2 separate regions of the Mus musculus genome follow, and region 2 is linked to region 1. The links are chromatin loops, found by intact Hi-C in ENCODE. Cell type or tissue: heart. All regions are shown on one strand. Links, peaks and the distances in the headings refer to the core of each region. The heading gives the core; the rest is flanking DNA. Region 1 overlaps Kdm2b (lysine (K)-specific demethylase 2B). Region 2 holds the start of Orai1 (ORAI calcium release-activated calcium modulator 1).

What was found. A loop is a pair of places that touch in the nucleus more often than their neighbours do. Peaks named below come from ENCODE experiments on the same cell type or tissue, not always from the same donor. Only the 100,000 strongest peaks of a DNase experiment are listed, where the experiment ranks them.
Region 2: it touches region 1 in a loop (9-fold over the local background); 11 of 42 quality-filtered maps call a loop at or near these places.

Annotation. Positions count from the first base shown.
Region 1 is chr5:122,923,737-122,928,736 of GRCm38, reverse strand. The region is part of intron 11 of Kdm2b (lysine (K)-specific demethylase 2B); the gene reads left to right. Among named protein-coding and RNA genes, the nearest start is that of Gm33118, 15 kb to the left of the region's middle. In heart, for the core only: CTCF peaks have their summits at 3,091 (motif pointing left) and 4,498; DNase peaks (open chromatin) are centred at 1,506, 3,076 and 4,546; H3K27ac peaks cover 1,583 bases.
Region 2 is chr5:123,008,522-123,020,012 of GRCm38, reverse strand. Orai1 (ORAI calcium release-activated calcium modulator 1) reads right to left here and starts at 4,939. Exons shown (of 2, transcript NM_175423.3): 1 at 4,447-4,939. The coding sequence starts at 4,755. Gm2479 (a long non-coding RNA gene) reads left to right here and starts at 4,986. Exons shown (of 3, transcript XR_387710.4): 1 at 4,986-5,286; 2 at 8,005-8,210. In heart, for the core only: CTCF peaks have their summits at 5,161 and 6,235 (motif pointing right); DNase peaks (open chromatin) are centred at 4,372, 5,062, 5,932 and 6,292; H3K4me3 peaks cover 1,980 bases; H3K27ac peaks cover 2,836 bases.

The DNA.
Region 1 (5,000 bases), core at 1-5,000:
GGAACAGTGACATTGGTTTGGGCCAGCCTCTCTGGTCCCGGGATCTTACCCGCCTCTCTCTCTCCAGCTCTCATCTGTTCTTTAGGGAGTGGTTACCATCTGCATTAGTTTCCTAGGACTGCAGTCTCAGAGCACCGTGTGTTCAGTTGTTTTCTGGGACTAAGAGACTGCTGAGTCTGAAAGCAAGAAGATGTTTACAGAGCCATTCCTATGCCTAAGGCTCTAGGAAGTGCCTGCCCTTGGCTCCTCCCTCTTCTTGTGGCAGCTTGCAGTCCTTGTTATATCCCTCCCACCTGAAGCCATGGTTAAGACAGATCATAATGGTGCGCTCTCTCTCTCTCTCTCTCTCTCTCTCTCTCTCTCTTTCTCTCCCTCCCCACACCCCATCCACCCATATTGTCCATGAGTGACACCAGCCATTAAATTCAGGCCCAGATGAATTCAGCGGAAACTCAGGTCAAATTGATTAAATGTATTGAAACTGTCCCCATAGTCACAGCCTGGGGCTCTCACTGCACATGAATTTTGGGGACACACTGATTAGCAACAATCATGGGACGAAGTAAATAATTGTAAGATGGGATTGGCTAGCAAGGCGTCTCTCCTAGAAACATCCCTGCTCTCAGCTAGAACTCGGAGAGAGTGGTGGCTCTGGGTAGAGGGGATAGAGGGGTGTGTAAGTATTTGAGGATGACTGTAGTCCTCGGATCAGTTCTAAGGGACTAGAGTATAGCCAGGTATGTGGCAGGGCTGTGGAGGGCTTTAGCACATGGGCAGGGATGACCGAGAGTGTAGGTGGATGAAGCAAGGTGCTTCCATGATTGGGCAAAGTGCAGCCCAACCATCATTAACTACTCTATGCCCCGCCCTCTTGGCCTGAGTCCATGCTCTTCTGGCTAGCCTCACCTTATCATGGTATAGAAAACCATCATATCCGTGTGCATGGAATTGTGGGGCTGCAATCGAATTGTGGGGCCAGTGGGAATTATAGGGGCTACACAGCTGTAGGGCTGAAAGACACATTTCTTGTTTTAAAAAGGCTTTCTCTCCCTTTCCTTCCTACCTCTTTCCCTCCCAGCTCCCTCCCTCTTTCCTTCCCTCCCTTTCCATCTTTATTCCACCCACTCCTACCCCCCACCCTCCACCCCTGCCCCCACCCTTCACCTCTACTCCCTCACTCTTTGGATACAGTCTCGCTCTCTAGCCCAGGCTATATAGAGCTCGATCTGGTCCTAATCCTGTGGCAGTATTGTCTCAGCCTCTCCAGTGTCAGGATTATCGTCACGAACTAACGTGCTGGGCCAAGTGTTTCTTTCTCAGCAGCCTAGAGATCAGTTGTTGTATTCTGGCATCACACTCCAAGCATGAGAGAGAAGAAAGTCCTAAATTCGGAGTGGGCTGTGGATGTCAGTTCTAAATTAGGAGTCCACTGTCCAAACAGATGTCGCTTGGCTTTAAGGACAGTTGTGGAGTCAGGTCACACAGTCCCTGCACAGTCCATTATGTAGCTGACGTTCTTGGGGACATGGTAAAAATAGGAGAAGGTGTGATCCATTGTCACGGCTGACACATGTAAAGCCCAGCAGGGGCCTGAAGTTCTCCGTAAGCTAGGGCTGATATTATTTCAGACACTTTGGGGTGAAGACAGTTTTGTTACCGGTCTGGTCTGAGAGCTAGAGGAGCCATGTTGTAAGGAATGGGTAGAGCCTTTTGTTGCTGTTTTTTGAGACAGGGATTCTCTGTGTATCCCTGGCTGTCTTGGAACTCACTCTGTAGACCAGGCTGGCCTTGAACTCAGAAATCCACCTGCCTCTGCCGCCCAAGTGCTGGGATTAAAGGCATGCGCCACCATTGCCCGACCGGGCAGAGCCTTTTTTCTTTTGAGGACTTAGCATTCTCCACCCTGGCACCCACCTGCTTCTAAAGATCCTCGTTTCTGGTGTTACCAGTTTTCAAGACAGCGAGAGATGTACAATCTAGATTTGTTTCTCTCTCTCTCTCTCTCTCTCTCTCTCTCTCTCTCTCTCTCTCTTGCTTAGAGTTTGGCCCAGGATCTTGGGAATGTTGCGTGTGCTGGGTCACAGAGTCTCCTCCTCCAGCTCTGTTGACTCTGTAAAACCTTCTTGCCTACTTCAAAGGAGGCTTCTCCTCAGAGGGGAGCTATAAGGCAGGAAGTAAGTGCCCAGGGGGGCTGGCTGGCTTCCAGTGTGATCACAGAATCTTGTCCCCTGCCTATGCAACCTCAGGAGCCTGGGGGAAGGACTCTGCATCAGGTATCCAGGTAGCATCCTAATCCAGGATCTAGGATTCACCTTACTGTGTAGAGACCTCTTACCCACATAAGATTAGAAGTTTCCGTTTGCGTGTATTGGAAGTTAGAGTTAAGACTTAAACACAGTTTTATGGGGAGGACTGTAATGCAGTCTACTACAGATGAAGTGGTTGTTTTGTTTGTTTTTCCAGGTGCAGATAGGAATAGAGGGAGGGGTTCTGAGACCCGAATAAACTGTCACCTGGTGCTCCCCAGAACAGCAGTTCTGGCCTTGTTACAGCCCCCTCATGAACCCCACTGTTGGAGCTCCAATCCTAATGCCAGGCATTGCCTTCTTAGTGCTGGTATTTTTAGTCATGGCATAGGCTAGGGGCTTCCAGTGATTAACACCCCACTCTGGGGAGCAATGGAGGCCAAAGCTCTTGTTAACAAATTAAATTCTTGGAGAGAAGTTGGCATGATGGGGGGAGGCAAGGTTCCTTTGGTAGGTCATACATGGGGCAGTTTCCAGCAGCAAGAGCCAGGTGAGGGCAGGAAGCTTGCTCTGGGATTGGCGAGAGCCATGGGCTTACAGGGTGTGGTCCTTAGGGGGCTGGGACACCGAGGACACACAGCCTTCATTCTGTTTGTGTGCTCCACGGTCCCTGAGAATGTGTCAATTCAGGCAGAGCCTAAGGAATCCTGTGACATCATTCCCTCCGGAACATTTTTTTCTGAGACAAAAATCTTGCACTAGGCTACGAGCCTCCCCTAAATTTCGCCTTTACAAATGAAAATACACCCCAGGAAGACAGGCGCCATTGTGCCCCCTAGTGGCCATCAAATGCTGTACACAGAAGGGAACTTGGCATTGTTTAGTACAGGAGATTTGGGATACAAGGGCACCTTGGGAAAAATTTAAAGCTAATGTGTTTAATTAAAAAATAAAAAGGAGCTGGGTGTGGTGGCGCATGTCTTTAATTCCACCGCTTGAGAGGCAGAGGCAAGTGGATCTCTGTGAGTTTGAGATCAGCCTGGTCTACAGAGTTCCAAGACAGCCAGAAACTTTGTTTTGAAAAACCAAAAAGGAAATAATAATAATAATCAGAAGCAAGTAGATTTCTGAGTTCAAGGGCAGCCAGATATACATAGCCATGTCCTTAAATAAGAAAGCAGTTTTATTAATACCTTATTTTTTTTTAGATTTTCTTCTTTTTGGGGGGGGGGCTAGAAACCCTTTAGAGATAGGGTTTCTCTGTGTAGCCCTGGCTGTCCTGGAACTCACTCTATAGACCAGGCTGGCCTTGAACTCGGAAATCTGCCTGCCTCTGCCTCTGCCTCCCAAGTGCTGGGATTAAAGGTGTGGACTACCGCTTCCTGGCCTCCTTTCTTTCTTTTTTTAATGCATGGTTATTTATTTGTGGAGGGAGGATCTCACTAAGTCTGGCTAAAACTCATTCTGTAGATCAGGCTGACCTTGAACTTGTCCAGAGCTCATTTTGTCTACCTCCCAAATGCTGGGATTAAAGGCATTTACCCATTCACCCAGCAAGAAAAATTTTAGGTTTATGGAAAATTCAGAAAAATAAAACAGCTCAAGTATGTTAACATCTTAGTATAATACATTTGGCACAATTATTAAAACTAATATTTTGTTATTTCTTCAGATTTCTGCAATATTTACCTTTTGTTGCCCAGAATTTTGTCCCTGATTCAACATTTAATTTCCTCCTCAGGGTTTTTTTGTTTTTTCTTGGTTAGCCAGTGTTTCAGACTGCCCCTGTTTTGAGGGGTTTGTCAGTTTTGTTTTTTGTTTTGTTTTGTTTTGTTTTATGGTTTTTGGTGGTTTGGGGGAGCTCTGGTCAGGTATCTTGTTAGCCTGTCCTTTAGGGGACCGAAGCTTTATGTCTTGAGTTTTACCTGCTGGAAGCTTTCTTTAGTCATTGTTATACATAGTTATTGGGTTAGACAATATTGGGTATACAACAGTGTGTCAGTCGTTCTTCTTATGCTTGGTCAAAATATCTGTCAGAAGCAACATCAGTCAGAGAGACAAATGTCCTGGCTTGCAGCATCAGAGGCTCATTGATAGCGGCAGGGGAGGCATGGTGACAGAAGCCACCAGCTCAGCTTGCTGTGCCTTGGCAGCAGACAGGACTGAGAAGAGAGCTCAGGCCAGGAAGCCTCCAGCCTCACTCTTACTGCCCTATCTCTGCCCTGTAGGCCTCAGAGTCCAAGAAGGGAAGGGTTCTGTCATCTCTCCAAACTGCCACTAACTGGGGACAAAGTGTTGACGTGCACGAGCTTGCAGGAGACCTTGTTCATTTAAATCATAACATAGTCGACAAAGATATTTTATAACTAGCCGTTGTGGGTCAGTGATGCTGGGTGTTCCAGGGCAAAGATTCGAACCCGGGCCACCCCGGTGACCTCTGTGCTGTTGGCTGCCTCCCATGGGGAGCTGGAAGACTGAGGCTTGCTGTATCAGAAAATCAGTCAATCAGACGGTGACCAAGCAAACAGGATAGTCCATAGAGTCAGTTAGAAGTGGATTGGATTCCTGTCTGCTAATACAAATGAGAGAAAATGTCTTGAAAATAAACGCCAGGATCATCTCAAGATGGCTCATGAGGGAAAGAAAGGCCTGACAGCCTGAGTTGTGAAGGTGGGGAGAGAGAACTGACTCTACAGAGTCCTCTGAACCGCATAAGCACGCTGTGACGTCACCTCATACAAGCATGCGCGCCCC
Region 2 (11,491 bases), core at 3,545-8,544, 88 kb before region 1:
TTCCAGTCAGGGACCCATCAAGGGAAGGGCCCCTCACTGTTCCCAGCTGAGGATTCCAGAAAGTGCTGCAGGCAGGCACTTGTGAAGTTTCACAAAAGGCCTCTCTCGACGGAGCAGACATCAACCTCCCCTTGGGATATTCAGCAGAGAGTTCCATTTATGCACTGCCCAGAGTACAAATCTTGCATGCAGAATTGGGCATCTGGCAGACTCCAAAGGCCTGGTTATCAACCAGCTCGGGGTAGGGGTGGGGGCGGGGATACTGGCAAAAGGAGGGAGGGGAGAAAAGGCTCCAGTCAGACTCAACAGAACTCAGTCCTACTAGCTAGCTGTGATCAGGGCTTTTCTGAGCCCTGGTTTTCCTGTGTGGTTCTCAAACTTTTAAGAGCTACGGTGAGGTTTAAACAAGAATGAAAGGAAGGAAGGAGTCTGGGCTCATGCTGGACACAGTTAAGAGTTACGTAATACCCGCTTTAATCATCACTGTTACATTATTCACACCAGGCCCCTGTCTATAATCTTTGATAGGTCCCTGCTGCTCACCCAAGAGTTCCAACTTCCTAGAGAGGTCCTCAATGTCCTCTACCATAGGGCTTTTGTTTAGGGCAGGGTCTCAGACTCACAGAGAGCCGCTTGCCTTTGCCTCCCGAGTGCCGGGGATTAGAGGTGTGAGCCACCAGAGTGACTTGGTGTGTGGCATGATGCCAGTCACACCAGACCCCCTCTCTTTCCCTAGAGACCCCACGACTGACTGTGAAGGTTCTTGCCAGTTTGGTAGGCTCTCCTCAGGACCTCACTTCCACCATCCTCAAGGCTCCATTGGAATCACAATCCTTCCATCCTTCAGAAAGCAGACCCCCACACCATGGCAACTAGCGTAAACAAGTTCCCTAGATACCTAGGCAGGTATTATAACTTGCAAATACCAACCCAACAAATCCACAAGCCAATGAGGTTGGTTGCTGTTTACTGGGGAAGGAACCCCAAGAGGTTAAGCAACTTCCCCCAGTTTTTACAGCCTGAAGAAGCCCGGCTGACACTGGCACCTGGGTAGCTGATGTGCCCATTCCCATTTTGCTACCCTAGAGCTTCTGGGCTCTATGTCCTTGCCACTCTCTGAGGCTTGCTTTCCAACATGGACCACCCAGAGGGCTATAATGGCTTCCGGAGCCAGTGACTTAAATTGCAGCATGTCATTCACAACCATGCTTGGAAGGAAGATGACAGGAGGACCCCTCTGAAGCATTTTCCACGGTTGCTAGCCTGGTACAAGAGGCCCATCGACTCCAGCATTAACCCTCCTTTCCGGGGATTAGTACCGAGTGGTAATAGTAGCTTCTTGCTCACCTCCCACCCAGCACTCTGATCTCTGGGTATGTCAAAAACACCCAATCATGTCTCATGACTGGAGCGCTTCCTTCCAATTCATTTTCCCAGAAAGCTTAGCCAACTTCTGAACCTGCTCTGGAACCTGGAACAAAAAAGGGGCTGGCGGGCAGAACTTGAGGAGGAAGATAATCCAAAACTAATTGATCCCAGGTCGTGGAAGGCATTTTGTTTACCGCACCAGACTGACCTTCCCAATTATCGTCTGCTTAGGCTAATGTTACAGCCTGCCTCCCATGCATGACCACCTTTGTCCTGTACAGGGACAGGGTCAGGCCCAGGCTGTGGTAACCTTAGGGACAGACAGCCTAAAGGTAGGCTCTGAAGGAAACTTTTGTTTTTTAAGATAGTGTTTCTCTGTGTAGCTCTGGCTGTCTTAGAACTTGCTCTGGAGACCAGGCTGGCCTGGAACTCAGAGATCTGCCTGCCTCTGCCTCCTGAATTGCTGGGTTTAAAGATGTATACTACCACCTGCCCAAGGGATACTCTTGGCTCCAGGGACACTGTAAAATGCACATCTAACCTAGATTCGGGTTCCCTTCGTTTTCTATCTGTAGAGTCCCACCAGCAGACCAGATACAGCATCAGGTCCTGAAATCCCTCAGCTCCCCATGGGCCCTCGTAAGGAACCCTCATACAAGTCAAGGAGAGAACAAGATCTGCCCATCTCTACACAGGAGAAAACTAACCTCAAAGACGCTTATCCTCAATGTGTTACAGGCACCTGGCCTACACCCTTTCATCATGAAGTTAGGATTGGCTTGATCTCCACCAGGCCTTTTGAGAGACTCTCCCTCACGCTCACTTTAGGGATAAGCAGGTGAATTTGGCATTCCAGGCAACCTGGCTAACACTGGAGGGGCAAAGGTCGGGTCAGCTCCTCTACTTTTCCAGGTTTGTAGGAAGGAAGCCCTCTGGGGGCAGGAAGTTGGCTGTGCTGACTCACAAGCCAAGAGAAGAGTAATCCAGGAAACTTGTCACTCCGTTACCATGGCATGAGGGTGGCCAGGCACCCCCTTCCTCTCTTGAGGCTCACTCAAGGGGCTGGGTGTCGGCAGTGGGGGCAGAGCATCAGGAGACCTCAGACAATGAATCCAGAGTTCTTAGAAGTCCAGCTTCATAGCAGAGTGCTTAGTTGAAACTGTGGCTCAGAAGGGAGGCAGTCCTGGACCTCAACCCTTCGTAAGTCTGCACAATTTAAAGGATGGCATCCTGGAGTTGAGGAGCCTACTCTACCCAGGCTGTGCAAACAAGATTCCCAGGACAGACAGTGTGGATGCACCCATGCCCATCCACCGGTTTTAGCTACCCCAGCCTTCTAACCTCCTCCATGTTTTTAGTGGAGGCTTGACCTTCTGCAGAGGAGAACGAGAAAAGGAGAGGGTAGGAAAGGACCCCCTATCTGACCCTCACCTCTCCTGGGGTCTAAGAAGTTACAATTTACAAGCCATAAACACGTGATACCCCCTCCCCTAAAGTGTAAAACTTTCTCTTTAACTTCCAAAGAAACATTGTGTGGCTTTGTTTCTCATTCCCTTTGGCTTGGAGCTACCTGGCCCTGGCTGGAAACTGCCCATAGCACTGTGGTATGTCTTAAGTAAGACCTAGACACTGGCTGACCCAGGTTCAAGTCCTGTTTACCAGACTAGCTGTGTAGAACAGACAGGTCTTGAAGTCATGGGCAATCCTCCTGCCTCTGCCTCCTGAGTACTATAATTATAAGCCAACTCACTTTCACCTCTTTAAAGGGCTCCTCCTCCAACATCATTTTTTAAAGTCGGTTTTAAGGTTTTTTTTTTTAATCTGCCATTTAAGAAATCAAGATCTGGGGAGAGGGAGAGAGGTAGAGAGGGAGAGAGAGAGAGAGAGAGAGAGAGAGGGAGAGAGAGAGAGAGAGAGAGAGAGATTGATTTGCCTGAGGTCATACAGGCAAGCAGCAAGTGGCAGAGCTGGGAAGGGTAATTTATATCACACCTCCTGGCCTTTCCTCTCTGGCCTAGTGCACTGTGGGCTTCTAAAGCATCCGGGCTCACAACTGTGTTGATCCACTTGTTTGCAGGCGACAGGGAGAGACCCAGACAACACTCCCTTCCCAAGAAAACCAAGGGTGCCAACCACTCCCTTCCTCAAGGCCAAAGGCTTAGCTAATTCACGGGGGGGGGGGGGGGGGGGGGGGAGGCGGCCGTGATGGTGAAGGGGGGGGGCGGCAGACCCCACTGATGTAGGTTGATGTCATCGAAAGATAATAACAGCTCCAGGCAAACTCCAAGACAGGCAAGCCTGAAGGTATTCCTAGAGTTAAGGTCTGGTGCCTAACCTGCAGCCTCCAGGGGCGCCTCCTGCAGAGGCTTCGTACCACCTTCTTGGGACTTGAGGGGAGGAAAATATGCCTACCTCTTCATCAAGCAAGAGCCCTTTCAAGGGGAACATGTCCCACCCTCCTCCCCCACACCCAGTGACTCAGAGGCAAGTTTCTAGAGAAGAAAATGAGGGTGGGGAGTGGCACTCAACCCCTAGGCTGAGGCTCTTGGAAAATGCGGTGGGGTGGGGAGTGTAAAAGGGAGTAAGAGTTAGTGGAGTATGGGGAGGTGGAACGTATTGGGAAATCCCCTCCAATATTTGATAAAGTCTTGTTAATACCTTCCGGCCTTAGGTGTGCGAGAAGGCGCGGCCACAATGTAGCTCATCTTCATCTCCTGACACCTGTCCTCAGTGGGCTGGACCTTTTGCATCCTTCTTGTCCCCCTGATTACATGCAGGGCAGACTTCTTACATAGCAACTTCATGAAAGCAACATTCTTTGTAACCCTAACCTCTTTGCCGCGACAAGGTGCCCGTCTAAAAACACCTGCGCGTGGGTATCTCTATCTCTGGTCGTCCACCTCGCCCTCACAGCTCAGCAGCCTCTGGCTCCCCTCCGGCGCCTAGGACAGCTTTCCCCAGCTCTTCCCCTCACCCCAGGCACGCCCAGCCCGCTCCCAACTGTGGGCCCCGTCGGGGCTGCGGGCGGGAGCGGCCGAAGCAGGAAGAGGGGAGGAGGGCAGGGAGGCCCGAGCTCACCATGGCGAAGCCGGAGAGCAGAGCCGAGGTCCGGCTGGAAGCTTTGAGCTTGGCGCGGCTTAAGTAGAGCTTGCGCCAGGACAGCGCCTGCATCGAGTGCTCGTTGAGGCTCATCACCTCGGAGTAACTCTGGCCGATCCAGTCCGGGTAGCTGACGGCGGGTGGCGGCGGCGGCAGCGGTGGGGCCCCCGAGGGCTCCCCGTCCCCGCTGCGGCGGCGGCTCCGGCGGCTGCCGCTAGTGCTGCTGCCGCCGCTCACGGGAAGCTCCGGATTGCTGTGACTCGGGGGCGGGGCAGGCTCCGGATGCATGGAGTACGCTGCGAAGGCGCGGCTGGCGGCGAGCGCCTGAGAAGGCTGCGGCCCCGGGGCCGGGCCGGGCCGCGCCGCACCTCCGCCGGCCTCCCACTCGAGCCGGTCTCCCGCAGCCGGACGCACCGGATCCGAAGGCCGAGGCACTGGCTGCAGAACCGCTCCGCAAGTTCCAAGCGGCCGCGACCGGAGCCTGCGTGCCGACCGGCGTCCGGTCCCAAGCCGGCACCTCCGCGAGCTCCACGATTGGCCGGCGACCCGAGGTTATTTGCATACGCCACACCCACGAACACACCCCGCCCACAAGGCGGTGGGCGGTGTCCGTGCGAGTGACGTACCCCGCACCGCCTCCGACGGCTCCGCCCCCAGCCCCTGGCTCGCCTTCCTGGAAGCGCCCCACGCTGTCAGGCCTCGCTTCTCTTTGCAGCTGCTCCTGTGGCTTTGCTCCCGGAGCTCTTGACTTAGGCCATCCGAGGTCACCTCTGGGCGCCTCCTGAGGCCTATTTCCTCCTTGGAACAAGGTGGCAAAAGGTCTGTTGGAAAAAAGAGCAAGCGGAGGGCTACTAGAGTTCAGTGAGCGGTTATTGAGCGTCTATTGGGTGCCAACACGGTCCCAGGCACCGAGGGCAGGGTGTAGGCTTGTGATTGAGACGGACAAAGTCGATCCCGAAGATGTTATGCGTGCCTGGAGTCCCAGCATAGAGGAGACTGGAAAACAATGAGTTTGAAGGAGGAGTGAGCCCTTGCCTCGAAACACAAGAGGGACAAAATTCCCTGCACCCTTGCAGCCAACACTCTTGTAGAAAAGACACACAAACATCGAGTCAATTATAGTTCAGGAGACTGTAAATGTGTACAGAAAAAAAAAAGATAAAAAAAGGTGGATAGTAACAGGGTTTTTATTTTAATTTTAGAATGCTAGCCCCCGTTTGTATTTATTTATTTTTGAGACTACATAGCTCTGCCTGGTTTGAAACTTGTTATATAGACCAGGCTGGCTTCGAACTCACAAAGAGCCATCTGCCCAAGCCTCTGGACTACTGCCATTAGCATGTGCCTGCCATTAGCCTGTGCCTGCCATTCCCAGACCCCTCCGTAGCGTTTTCTATTCTGCAGGAGGCAGACTAAAAAGGTTCACACCTTGGGAGTCTCATCTGAGCTGAGACCTGGGCCAGCAAGATAGGCGCCAGGACCTAAGGGAAGAGGAAAATAGGGAGGTTCAGGGTGGGGCTCAGGAGATACCGGTAAGGTAGGGAGGGCACTGGGCTAAGGAACTTTAGGACACGTTAAGAGCAGTCTCACCGCTTTAACCCCCAGCCTTCAGAATGTTTCTTGGCACATACTCCACATTGAAGAAATGCTTGTTGACTGAATACATGTGGGAAAAACAAGAACAAATGATAAATTTAGATCCCAGTCAAATAAATCCTAAGCATGTGGTGTGGCACTCCAGGTCTAACAGTGTGAGAGTTAAACTCTTGTACAACCGCTAGAGGGCAGCCCTTCACTCAACCACATGGCACAAAAGAGAGGCCTCCTGTGGAGTTTCTGAGATTCCCCTAGCTGCTGCCTTCCCAGGTTTACAAAGATTGAGAACTTGGGGCTGGCATGGTGGCACAAGCCTTTAATCCCAGCGCTTGGGAGACAGAGGCAGGGCAAGAGGATCTCTGAGTTCTAGGCCAGCTACATAAAAGACTTTGTCTCCCTGGGCAGTGGTAGCGCATGCCTTTAATCCCAGTACTTGGGAGGCAGAGGCAGAGGCAGGTAGATTTCTGAGTTCGAGGCCAGCCTGGTCTACAGAGTGAGTTCCAGGACAGCCAGGGCTATACAAAGAAACCCTGTCTCGAAAAACAAAACAAAACCAAAACAAACAAACAAACAAACAAAAATGTCTCCAGAACATAAAATGACAACGAAAAGATTGAGCCCTTGGAATTTGAAATCTCACCCCATTAGGTTTGTTTCCTACATGGGCTTTGTGCTTATTATTCCTGATTATCATTTACACCTGTGCTCAACTATCCTAAAGACCTTTCCTTTTGCCTACATAGCCCCACGTATGGTCTTGTCTGGTCACCCTGATATCTTCCCTTGCATAGCTCTGATTGTAATAGCATCTGTGTTAGGTTTTTGGGTTTTTGTTGTTGTTGTTGTTGTTGTTGTTGTTTGTCAGCTTGACATGAACTAGAGCCATTGGAGAGGAGGGAAGCTCAATGGAGAATGTGTACCCCTCAAACTGGCCTGTATGCAAATCTGGAGGTCATTTTCTTGATGAATGATTGATTCACGGATGGCCCAGCCCACTGTGAGTGGTGCTGCCCCCTGGACAGGTGGGTAAAATCCTGAGTTCTATAAGAAGGGCAGGCTGAGGCAGCCAGTAAGCATCGTTCCTCCCTGATCCCTGCTTCGGTTCCTGCCCTGATAGAGTGTGACCTGGGAACACGTAAGCCAAATAAGCCCTTTCCTTCCCAAGTTGCCTTCGGTCTTGGCCTTTATCGCAGCAATGCTAGGTCGGCATCTGAAGTTGTCTAGCCAATTAATGTATTGATCTGAGCCCCACCCTTTAGAGTTTGTGTAGGACCAGGTTTAGTCAATACAGTAACTGACATCCTTGGTTCATGGAAACCAAGAGAGAGAGGGCGTGAGGTCTGGAGGTTAAGAGTCTGGAAGACAGCCGGGTGTGGTAGCACACGCCTTTAATCCCAGCACTTGGGAGGCAGAAGCAGGAGGATTTCTGAGTTCGAGGCCAGCCTGGTCTACAAAGTGAGTTCCAGGACAGCCAGGGGAACACAGAGAAACCCTGTCTCAAAAAACAAAAAACAAAGCAAAACAAAACAAAGAGTCTGAAAGACAGAGGTCTACTGATGTAGAGCAATGAAGAGATCTAGCAGTGGTGTGGCAAAAAAACAAAACAAAACAAAACAAAACAACAACAAAAAAAAAAAACACCTGAGGCCTTAGCAACGGGGATGGTTTCCTCATTGCAACATTGTAACCCCTTCCCTTCTTATCAATCTTACTTTGCCGCAGCCCATTAGTATAGAAGAGAAAACTACACAAAAAGCTCAGCATGTAGTTCTTCAGCATGTAGTTCTGGGTTCAATCCTTGCACCAAAAAGCAAAGCAAATAAAAAAATAATAATAATAAAAATAAAGATATCCAGATCTAGAGTGGAGGGGAGGCTCTAAGCTCGGCCCCTGACTTGGGAGGGTTGAAGGACCCACAGTAACCTTTGTCTTTCTTACTAGATTCAGCTGGGACCATGAGGAGCAGCAAAGCCATCAATAGAGGTACTTCAGCAGGCGGAAACTCTGAGGCTCCGGTAAGAAAGAAGAAGCCGCTTGCTAAGAAACGAAACTGGCACTGGTACGGGTGGCCAACAAGGGTTAGACTCCAGGCTTCAGATTCCACGTCAGCTTCAAACAACCCTGTGGCTCCCTCAAGTCGTCCGAAGGTATGCTATCAACCTCTGGGGTTGCTCTCAAAAAACAAAAAAAACAAAAAAAAAAAAAACAAAAAAAAAACCAAAAAACAAAACAAAAAACAAAATAAAAAACAAAACAAAACAAAAAAATAGCCCAAAACAACTTTTCTTTCCCAAACAGTTCGTGCTTGAGAGTGTAGAGACTCTGCTGAAAAGACAATGGTCTTGATCTATCAGGACTAATGGCCATAGCCTGAGGGCTGACCAGAGACTGCTGCCATAGGTCGCATAGGAGATAGCAGCATCCTTATTCTGTCAGGAGAGAAAAGTTAGCAGCAGTGTAGTACTTCCCAATGACAGGCCCTGTCCTACATCCTTGTACTAACACCTATAGTCATGTAAACTCTAGTGTGTATTATCTCATTGTATATTAAGTGTTATATTAAACTCCTTACAGACTCATAATATTAAATCACCATTTTACAGACGAGAAGAAAGGAGGCTGTTAGGAAGCAGTAGTATCTCATTTAGGATTCATTTATTTTTAGTAGGATAGATTTTGATTTTTTTTTTTTTTTTAAACTTTATTGGTCCAGCGTCTGGGGCATCACCATCACTCTGCTTGATCCTCATATTCTAGATCAGATGAGTCAGGATATATATATATATATTTTTTTTTTAATTACCATTAAAAAGTTATGAAAAGCCATGAGGGGGTGTTAGGGAGTTGGCTCCGTGGTTAAGAGCACTCGCTGCTCTGGCAGAGTTTCGGGGTTTGTTTCCCAGCACCCACATGCTGGCTCACAACTGGCTGTTAAGTGCGGTTTCAGGGATCCAACACCCCCTTCTGGCCTCCAGAGGTACTGCATGCGCATGGTGAACATATGTGTAGGTAAAACATTCATACACATTAAATAAAAATATATAAAATCTTAAAAAAAAAAAAAGCCATCCAAGCTATTTTGATTTTAGCAAGTTCTTTGGGTAAAGTTTGAGAATCGCTGAACCAGCTTGTCTAAGCAAAACTGAGATGTCAGCCCAGCCTGGTGGCTTATGACTCTTAAATCCTGGCACTTGACAGGCCGAAACAGGGGTACTGCTGGGAGTCCCGAGCTACTCTGGGCTGCGTACACACATACATATGTGCAAGCAAAACACCCACGTACGTGAAACCAAAGTGTCTGAAACACACACATAGAGCGCACACTGAGGGGAGATGTGAGAAGACACAGGAAGTAAACAGAAGGAATCGGAAGCTGGGGCAAAAAGCTTCCGGCAGATTTTCCCCTAAAACCTTTAGAGAAGGTGTCCCTCCCAACACATGGGCGAGATTGGGTGACCTCACAGTGACGTGGCTGTCTTTGCTGGCCTGCAGAACTGAGACAATAAGTCTGTTCATTGGGTGTGGTTCGGCACTCCTGTAGTTCCAGCCCTTGGGAGGCTGTGGTAGGAGAGAAGAGTTTGAGGCTAGCCTGGGCTATATAATTAGACTTTATCTCGAGAGGGGAAGGAAGGGGAGTCTAAATACTTAACCAAATGGATCTCTGAACTCCCTGGGTTGCAGCTCTTCCGTAAGGGCAGCCTGAAAGGATGAATCTCAGGGCCCTGGAGGGGCTCAAAGAGTGCAGCCAATCAAGGAGGTTGAATTCTCATTCATCAGAAATAGGGAAAATCACAGACTGTCGGGCGAGGTACACCTGGATTTAGACTCCAGTCTCATGGATGTGTAACTCGGCTACGTTGGCAGACATCCCAAGCTGTCTGGACTCCATCTGTCAAGTGGGAGTCCCGGTGGCACCAGGCAGCAAGGGTTGTTACGTTACGAGTGTTTCGTGACAGAACATTTGTCTGGCAATCAGCACAGTGCTCAATAGATGGTGACTATCTTCCCTCTCACGGGCACTGTGAGGATCAAAGAATGAAGGCAGCCCCATCGCACATCTAATGAATTGGCTAATCTGTATTTACCAAGGGCAGTTCATCTCTGAGAATCCAAACAGGAAAAACAGGTACCAGGATAAAGGAACAGTGATGTCTGGAAGTGAAAGACCTGTGGAGGAAGGACAACTAGAGGCGTCTAATAGGATGTATGTCAGAAACAGCGGCCGCCCTTCCCAACCAGGAGGTCCCACTATTTATCCCTGCCTCCCATTGGTCCTGTCTATACAGAAAGCCTGCTGACTGAGCAGCCGTAAGAATGGATCCCAATGATCCAGACCAAAGTAGGCTAAGAGGATGGCATGGACCAGAGGGCATAGAGGCCCAGACCTGGCAGTGGGGTGTGGAATTATACTGACACCTGGAGCCTCAGATGCCATACATAGAAATCAGGTATAAAGATATCCTTTTGGTAGTTAGGTGCACAGATAGAATACATACCAGTTTGGCACCCAGTAGGCAGCACCAACAAAAAGAATCCTCTGTTTGCTGCTCATAGGATAAAAAGGGGAAAGACAACTGAGGCCGGAAGGAAATCGAGATCCAGTCCAGCATTAGTGTGGGGATATTTTTATCTGGACACCCGTCCATCTGTCTTGTGTCCATTCTAAGCTGGTGAGTCTATCAGACTCCTTTTAGAAGTCCTGAGTCAGGGCTGACCACAAGCAAGTTCAGGGTAGTAGGAAGTTTGGTCTCACAGCTCTCTCAAAGAGATTTCAAATCCATTTGATACATATAGTTTTTTTTTTTTTTTTTTTTAAGTTGGTGTCTCTGCCTTCAACTGCTGTTGCCAAATTTCCCTTGCCTCCTCCAGTCTGGAGCTGGGCCATTTCCAGGATCGTTCTTTGTACAATTAAAAAGAAAAATAGAACCGTTGATGTTGCCAAACACATATTTAAAGTGACACTTTGAATCGAGGGAGTGAAAAATCAAAATGTTTTAAGGTTTAGATTAAAAGTCTCCAATCCTCGGCAGTCCCTGACCCTGGGATTTCTGTGGAGCCTGGCTGCCTTTAATCCTCTGTCCTGACTCATAAAAACCCTTTAGACCAAGGGTATTTATTTCTCAGAGAACTATTCCAGGCTAATCACATAAAAATACCCTGCTTCCCCGGCATACCCCGTCTAGTGCAGGTCCTGGGAATAGATCAGTGGAGTACACACACAAGTCCCTTTCCTTCATGCATCCATTCCACTAGAAAAGTCTACCATGCAATTGTCCTCCTTAACACTTTCTTAGAATCAGAGCTCTTTCCTCCAGCTTTCTCTTGTCCGTTGTATCTAGGGAGCCATCAAGATTCACCCAGATGGCAGAGGTCACTTGGTCACTCACTCTGTAAGAGCAAGCCAAAAACCTTTCTAAAAGATACAACT